Linked DNA regions of Homo sapiens: region 1 is linked to region 2. Evidence: read pairs that join two places in POLR2A ChIA-PET (ENCODE). Cell type or tissue: K562. All regions are shown on one strand.

Region 1 (4,000 bases), 130 kb before region 2:
AGATATTATTAGTAAATAGAGGAGGAAATGTAGAATAAGTTAGTAGTAGGCTGGGACTTGAAGTCAGACTCCAAAGCCCATGTGTTTGATCTCTTTACTGCACTGTCTTCTATCCCATTAGTGGAATTTACTTACTGAATGTTGACTACTATAAACAGAGTAGACTACTTTCTTCTAACCCCAGGGATGCTTCTGTGTTACTTTGTACCCTCCAGCCTCTCTAAATCCTGTTCAAATTGGAATTGAAAACTAAAGCTGTGGTGGTACCACATATCAAAGAACTGTAAGGGGTTAAAAATATCCTTTTCCTCGTTGCAAAAAAAGCATGTGTTGTAAGAAAAATTTAAGCAAGCGAGAAATGGCAAAAATAGAAAGTGAAAGTCCCCCATAAACCCATCTGCCAGAGATAATCATTATTAACAACTAGCATTTATTCTTTCAGAGCTTTTTCTTTACACATTTTTTTTAAAATAACAATGGGATGATTCCTTATAATCTGAGTCTCTTTTCACTTGATAATATAGTTAGGCTATTTTCCATGCCAGTGTGTATAGCTCTACTTTATTCATTTTAACAGCTTTGCTTCATTCATTTTAACAGCTACATAATATCCCTTGTGTGAAGGAAATGTAAGGGATTTTGAAGGGCTATTTTGAAGAAGTGATGATAGGTGGCACATGGGACAAAAAGGTTGAAAACTACTGTTGGGTACCAACAATAGAGGCACTATACTTTCCATTTCTCCCCCCAGAGGCTACTATAACTTACCTGAAACCATAAGACGAAAATCCATGAGCACTGGGAAGAGTTACAGGAAAACTCAAACTAAGCTAGTCAGGGATAATTGAGAGATAAGACTACATATCAAATTCCTTCACATGTCTTTAGGGCTTTACAGCCCTGGTCTTTGAAACTCTATTTGGAATCTTTCTTAATCTCCAGTAGGCCCTGCTTTGAGTTTGGGAAACATTGTTTTCCAGGAAATACAACCTTTTAATTTCCCCTCATCTGTTCCTCATCTTGAGAGATGGCCACCATCATGTTTTCTTGCTGTGATAATCTGTCAGGTTTTTTTTTTGTTGTTGTTGTTGTTTGTTTTTGAGACAAGGTCTTGTTCTGTCACCCAGGCTGGAGTGCAGTGGCGTGATCATAGCTCACTGCAACCATGAACTCCTAGGCTGAAGCAATCCTCCCACCACAGCCTCCTGAGTAGCGGGGACTGCCACCATTCCTTGCTTTTTTTTTTTTTTTTTTTTTTTTTTTTTACTTTTTTTCTACAGATGGGGTCTCACTATATTGCCCAGGCTATTTTGGAACTCCTGGGCTCACATGATCGTCCTGCCTTGGCCTCCCAAAGTGCTGGACTTACAGGCATGAGCTGACATGCCTGGCCTGATATGTCAGTTTTCAGTGGTTGTCAGTGTTTCTTTGTTTTCTCCTCTGTCCTAGGCACTTGTCACTAGGAAAGTGCCTAATGACTCCATCAGGTGTGGCATTTATTATTGTTGCAACAGGGAATTGATAAGAGAAAAGAAGGCTATCTGGGGGATGAGTTAGCCAAGAAGTGGAAGAAGACAGCTGTTATTAGGTTGCTGTCAAAATAGCTTGCTTTACTCTCTGGCATGTATCACTCCAGGGAATGAAATAATCCAAGAATGATAAGCTCTCAATTGCCATCTGTTGGTTTGTGATGCTGCTTGCCTTGTTCTAGTTAACATTGAACACTGACCTCACATGGCACTTGGAGAAACTTAGAGGAGGATAAGATGATCATAGGGTGTAAAGCAAACTGACTGAACGCTTGCAGAGAGATGGGCTAAAGGCCAGTGGTATCAGTTTATCAGGATTTGTCTGCCTTACACTCTCTTATCCTTCCCTCTTTACCCCAGGGAGCTGGCAGAATGGTGTTTCCTCTGTAATATGACATATTTAGATTCTTTTACCAGTTTAAAGAAGTTAATTTAATGGGGGTAAAGGGGGCTAAGTTTTTAGGGTTGGGGTCAGGTACTATCCTTTATAAGAAAGATTATGGGTGTTTGAAGCTCATGAATGGACATGTCATTATCTTTCAAATTACATGCTAAGGATCAGGTTTGTATCGTATGTATTTTACTATGCCTTCTGGTCCATATCTCAGACAAACCACTCTGTGCCAGCTGTGCTAGGTGCCAGCAGCCATGAACTGTGCCAGAGACCCTGCCTCCCTGGCTTAGGTTGATTGGACTGAGTGGCCACCTGTCACCAAGACAGCCCATCTGTCACCTAGCAGGTAACATGGGCTTGACGAGCTGAGAGCTGGGCCTTTTGTATTCCTCTCTTAGGAAATTAGAATTGGGAAGCTGAGAGCCTAAGGCAGTTTGTAACGGAAAAGAGCCAAAAGATGATGGGGAGTGGAGCAGTCATGACAGTTCATGTCCTAGCTAGTTTTTTGAAGGGACAGAAACCATGAGCAAACAGAGGGACCTTGCAAGGGAGGAACAGAGATGCCTTGAGAGACAGAAGAGCTGTTTCCTACAGACACCATGAACCCAGAACCACTTTCCAGTTCTCCTGAGGCCCAGCTTTATCCTACCCTAGGATTCAAATGGGATACCTGTATTCTTTCCACAAACCTCCCTTTTCTTGAGCCAGCTTGAATGAGACTCTGTTTTCCCACAATGGAAATTATCAGACCAGATCTAGGCTCCTACCTTTACAATCGACTTCTGGGTTGAGTCAACAACAGTTGGTTTACATTTAAGGCTGACATGAAGTGCTGAAGACTATTCTAGGTATTACGGGGAACAGTGGAAAAACACAGATACCTGATTATTTCTGTCAAGCTCAGTGCTGACGTTATGGGCTTTGAATCCGTGTTCCTGGCAAACAGTGAGAATGAAAAGAGGCAGGGATCCTGACTGTTCATTTATCACTTCACAGCTCTCAACCAACAGGGGGCCTTCTTTATCCTATTTAACCTCTCAGTAGAGTATTTGCCTTTTGCTTATTCCTCTTTCCAGTCAACTCTTGATTATTCATGTAATAGAGGAAAGCATTAATGTGAATGATAGAAGACTGCCCCACCTTGGCCTCTCTTCTCTGCCACAGCAGCATCCAGTCACAGAAATGGAAACAACTAGCAGGAGAGGTAAGGAGGCTGAAAAAAGGTGGGATGGGGCCAAGCAAATTAACATTGTTTCTTCTACTTTTATACCTTCTTTCTGTTAATAAATGCTGCCTGTTTGAGTTTCTCTTCTGGTGTCACTAGGAGATTGCTGGAACAGCAATGCCATTTGCTTGATTTAAGTCAAAATATGGGATCTTTTAAAAAACTAAAATAGAGTTGGGGGCAATTGACTAGGCTGTTAGTTTCCTCTCCCATCTATTGTACCCCCTTTTGTCAGTGCCACCCAGCTTTCTTGTTGGCTGAGTTTAATGTTGGGCCACTAGCAACCATTCTTTGTTCAGGATTTGGGACTCAGCTAGCCAAAATATCCACAATAGCATTTCTCAAAGTATGGTTCTTGACCCACTTGCATCAGAGTCACCATGTGTGCTTTTTAAAAATGCTGATTCCTTCCACCTTGAATCCATTGAAGGAAAAATGCTAATTCCTGGGCCCTATCCCAGAACTATTGAGTCCGGATATTGGAGTGGGGGACAGAAATGGCTTGGCTTGGAAATATGAATTTTAACTCACCCACCTCCAGGTGATATTTATGTGCTCTCAACTTTGAGAAAGGCTACTCTGTAAAATGGCCTGAGGGGATTTGGAGGGTAGCTCTGGGAAATTATCAACCCTTCTCTTTCACTCACTATTTGTAGAGCAAGTGAGTGGGTGGGGAGAGGAAAGTGGGGCATTCCAGGTGTCAGAAGGTATTTTTCAAAGTGCAGATAGTTAAAGGCTGTCTACTGAAAGGAAAGTGAAGAAAAATAGAGATGCCAGCATGCTAAATTAGATGACACTTAACACTCAAACATTTGTTGAATTAATGCCTGAATAATTAAGAGTTGATTGGGC
Region 2 (4,000 bases):
AGACTTCCTTGGATTTGTAGATGTTGACCCAGAGTCCTCTGTCCCCTCCTGAAGAGGATTTTCTTACTGGTTTCTACTGAAGGGGAGGTAGGGGAGGAGGAAAAAAGGACCATGTGTGATGCTGTTAGACAAGACACTGACGCTGATTATGGAGGGTCTCCTGCAGGCCCTTGTGGGCTCCTTGGCAAGGCCCCAGGCTGGGAAGGAGCTCCCCCCACTGCCCATCCTGCCCGCTTTGTGGCGGGTAGAGTCAGTGACAGGGAGGCAGCCCTCCTTTTGTGTATATAGAGTGAGCTGATTTGGGCTCAGGAAAACCTAGTCGCTTGTTGCTCTCGTCTGTGACATTTTTGTACACTGGTTTGCTACTCATGGCAAGAAACAGACAAAGCCCCATGAAAAATAAAACAAAACAAAAGTCATTTCAAACAAAGCTGTTGTTTTGAAAACTCTTGCTTTCTTTTGGTGTCCATTTTGTGTTCTATTTTAAAGAATCTTTCATTTATATTGGTGTTATTGTAGTGAAGAGAATGTGATAGGCTGATCTGTAATGGTTTCTGTCAGGAGCTTAGCAAATGCCTCTGCCCCTCTTCCCCTACCCCTGTCCTTCCTCAGTTCCCAGCTGGGATTGCTATGCACTGGGCAGACCCGTCACTGTCTCCCCTGAACCCCCACACAGTGGCTTCCCTTAGAACCAGTCTTTGTACTCTCCCTAAACAGCAGCAGGCTTAGGATTTTTGTCAGGCTGGTTCTTGCGTGCTCTGTGCCCCCACCAGTTTGCTCACCTCTTGGGGCATTTTGTAATGTGTTTTCTCTGTCTTGTAAAACCTTTTGATTGTACCGAAATGGTATCTGCAGTCGCCTTTGGAAATAAATGGTCATTAATTTGTGTACTTAGCATTCTGAATTTTAGTCTCAGGTGTTTCTGTTGTTGAAGATCCTTGAATGAAAAGGAACCCTCACCATGGGGCTTACTGTTATAATGTTTCTTCATTTACTGTTATTAAAAGATTTATGAGAACCCAGGAGTCCTGGCCTTGCTTCCCAGAACCCTCTCAGAAGGCCCTCTGCTTTGAAAAATAGACAAAAGGGGCCTCTGGCCCTCCGTACTGTGGAAGACCCTCAAAGGACAGCTGGGCTTTCTCAGCACACTTTTGTCCTGGGAGCTGCGTGGCTGGTTGCCCTTGAATTCCCACACATTGCCTACTTCTGCCAGGGACCCAGCAGGCCATTTGCTCTTAGCAGAGGGCTTGTCTGCCGGGCACGTTTGCTGGGCTCTCTGGTACCCAAAGTGCATTGGGCTAGGCTGGAGGACTGAGCTGGAGAAGGCAAACACATTCAGGCCCACTCAACCTAGATTTCCTGAGGGCCAGCTCTGCACCAGCACTTCTCAGCACAGGCCTGCACCCAGCATGGGTCGGACCATGAACAAGATAGCCTTACCCTTTGGAAGCAGACCTGCTTTTCCAAGGCTACCTGCTGAGCAGCCCATGATGACTGTGATTGGCCCTTTTTACACAGGACAGAGGCCCTGTTCAGGCTTTCACCTGGGCTGCTGTTTCTGGAGAGGAGAGGTAGCCAGATAGGGAGGGGTAGCAGAACTGAAAGGCACAGGAAGAAAGGGGGCCAGATATGGCGAAGGGGAAGGACGGAAAGAGGCTGGTGGGGAGGAGGTGAGGAGAGTTGGTTCGTGTCCTTCCCCCATGTGTTCTTTTTCAGGAAGAGAGCTGAAAAAGACAATGACCTAGGCCATTGCCATCCCTACCCTGGGCAGTCTTTGTACAGCTAGCCAGACCTGGCAGCCAGTGCAGGTGGATCTCCTCATTTGCCAGTGTTTGGGCACCCAGGCTATGAATGAGGCAGGGTCTTGCAATTGTGGACTAGAAGATTAGCAGCCTAGAAAAGTCACTTATCTTGCTGCCTCAGGTTCTTAATCAGCAAAGTAGTAGCTCCAACTGCACACCAGGCATGGAGCCAAATCCCTCCCATTACCTCTTAGAATCCCCATCAAAGTACAATTAGCTGACTGGCAATGCTGTCCTTGTACGGTAGGGAGAAAGTGAGAACATGGAGGTTTAGTCATAAATGGAGGAGCTGGAATTGGAAACTAGTTTTGTTAGACCCCAAAGCTCACATGCTCTCCACTCTCCACCAGCTTCCACTGCCTTTCCAGTGTGCTGGCACTGCTGGGTAGACCCTTGCCCAGGGACCCCTGGTCCTTATAGAAGTGGAAAGAGAGCCGGGCAGTGGTGTGGAAGATGAGAGAGAAAGGGGAGGCCCACGAGTGTAGAAAGCAGAGGAATCAAGGCCTGTCAGCAGCAGCCTCAAAGCAGACCTGAAAGGCACAGGAAGAAAGGGGGCCAGGTGAAGGGGAAGGATGGAAAGAGGCTGCGGAGAGGAGGTGAGGAGAGTTGGTTTGTGTCCTTTCCCCATGGGTTCCTTTTTAGGAAGAGAGCTAAGAAAGACGATGACATAGGCCATTGCCATCCCTACCCTGGGCAGTGCATCTGCCCCTACCACCATGTCCATCCCCACCCTAGTCTGTATTCCCTCCTGCAGGCAACAGTCTTTTCCAGTGCAGATCTGCATCACTTCCCTGGGCCACTGGCTCTAGAATATAAAGCCCAGGCTCTTTCATGTAGCATACAAGCCCTGGGCTTTGTAAGCATCTTCAACTACATCTCCTCCACCCCACACTCCCAAAAGAAGCATGCAGAGAAACACTTCACTCCAGCGGGATCGTACTCCCCTTTGGCATGCCACGCCATTTCCCAGGTCCTTGCCATTTGTTTCCTTTGTGCTGTTTTCTCAGCTTCCCACTCTCCCGTTTCATCCTAAGGCCTCCACTCAAAGGTTAGCTCCTCTCTGCAGTCTTCCCTGAGCCCCAGGCTATGTTAGGTGCCAGTCCACTTTGCTCCTACAGCACCTGGTACTAACTCTGGCCATCATTTGCCTCCCTCTTACGTGATTCATTACTGGTCTCTCTCCCTCTGTAGACATTAAGCTCCTTGAGGGCCAGGTGGGGTCTGATTCATCCTCCAGCCCCTGGCACAGGACCCATTCCATGGAAAGTGCTCCGTGAACAAGGATCTTACACCTGAGTGCTAAAATATGGTAGGAGGCACCACTGTTCTCTGATGGAGAACCCTAGGCTACATAAGCCATGCCCATCCTATGAATTCTCCTGGATGGGGCTGGGATGCCTTTGTTTGCCCAGGCACCTCAAGCTTCTTGCTGAGGGGCCCCATCCTGTTTCTCTGCAGGGCTCTATATAGTTGGTGTCCTGGATAAGGAGGCAGTATTGTGAGGGAAAAGCACTAAGACCAACAGCAACTGTTCACCTGACTCTTTCCTGGACCTCTGGGCAAGGTGTCCAACTGCTTTTCCATATCCTTTATAGCTCTTCATCACCACCAGGGTCACCCCTTCCTTCCCTGGAGGCACACAGAGTTGGTGTCTGCATGGCAAAAGCCCCACCAGCCCATGGAATGTGTCATCCACCCCGCTGAGGGGTAGGGAGCAGCTTGAGATGGTTACAACCTGATCCCCCAATGAGCTTTTCCCTTGTCCTGGTTTGCCAGTGCCAGTGGAGGAACAGAAATACACAGATGTCAGCCTGACAAATGCAATGGTTTAATCAAAGGATGTGTGGTTTGCTAACCTTGGCAACAGGCAAGGCCAATGTAGTCTAAAGTCAAGGACTCTGTTACTGCCTGAACCCCCCCGCCCCGCCCACAGTCAGCACTCTGCCTCGCATCTGAATTGCACACCTGGGATGTCTGAGCTGCTGGGCAAAGGGGTTTAAGAGCCAGGGAGGCAGTAGGGAGAGGCTTCTCCTGTGGCTAATGGATGCCCTCCACAGCTGACTTCCTAACTTTCAATAACTCCTGCATCCCAGCCAGCCGGTAATCTCTGCATTTCACACTGAGGCAGGTCTTTGCAGTGGGGGTGGATGCTTCCTTGACACATCTGTGCTAGGAAACAGGGCCAGTAGCATGAGTCA

Evidence for each region. ChIA-PET counts read pairs that join two places held together with the same protein. Peaks named below come from ENCODE experiments on the same cell type or tissue, not always from the same donor. Only the 100,000 strongest peaks of a DNase experiment are listed, where the experiment ranks them.
Region 1: POLR2A ChIA-PET joins it to region 2 with 8 read pairs; 3 of 35 experiments call an interaction of 5 or more read pairs at or near these places.

The regions. Positions count from the first base shown.
Region 1 is chrX:110,043,358-110,047,357 of GRCh38, forward strand. All of the region lies in intron 2 of TMEM164 (transmembrane protein 164), which reads left to right. Among named protein-coding and RNA genes, the nearest start is that of MIR652, 10 kb to the right of the region's middle. In K562, no CTCF peak of the experiment used is centred here; no DNase peak of the experiment used is centred here.
Region 2 is chrX:110,176,771-110,180,770 of GRCh38, forward strand. TMEM164 (transmembrane protein 164) reads left to right here. Exons shown (of 7, transcript NM_032227.4): 7 at 1-1,018. LOC124905230 reads left to right here. Exons shown (of 2, transcript XM_047442708.1): 2 at 1-1,018. Among named protein-coding and RNA genes, the nearest start is that of SNORD96B, 46 kb to the right of the region's middle. In K562, no CTCF peak of the experiment used is centred here; DNase peaks (open chromatin) are centred at 1,641 and 1,961.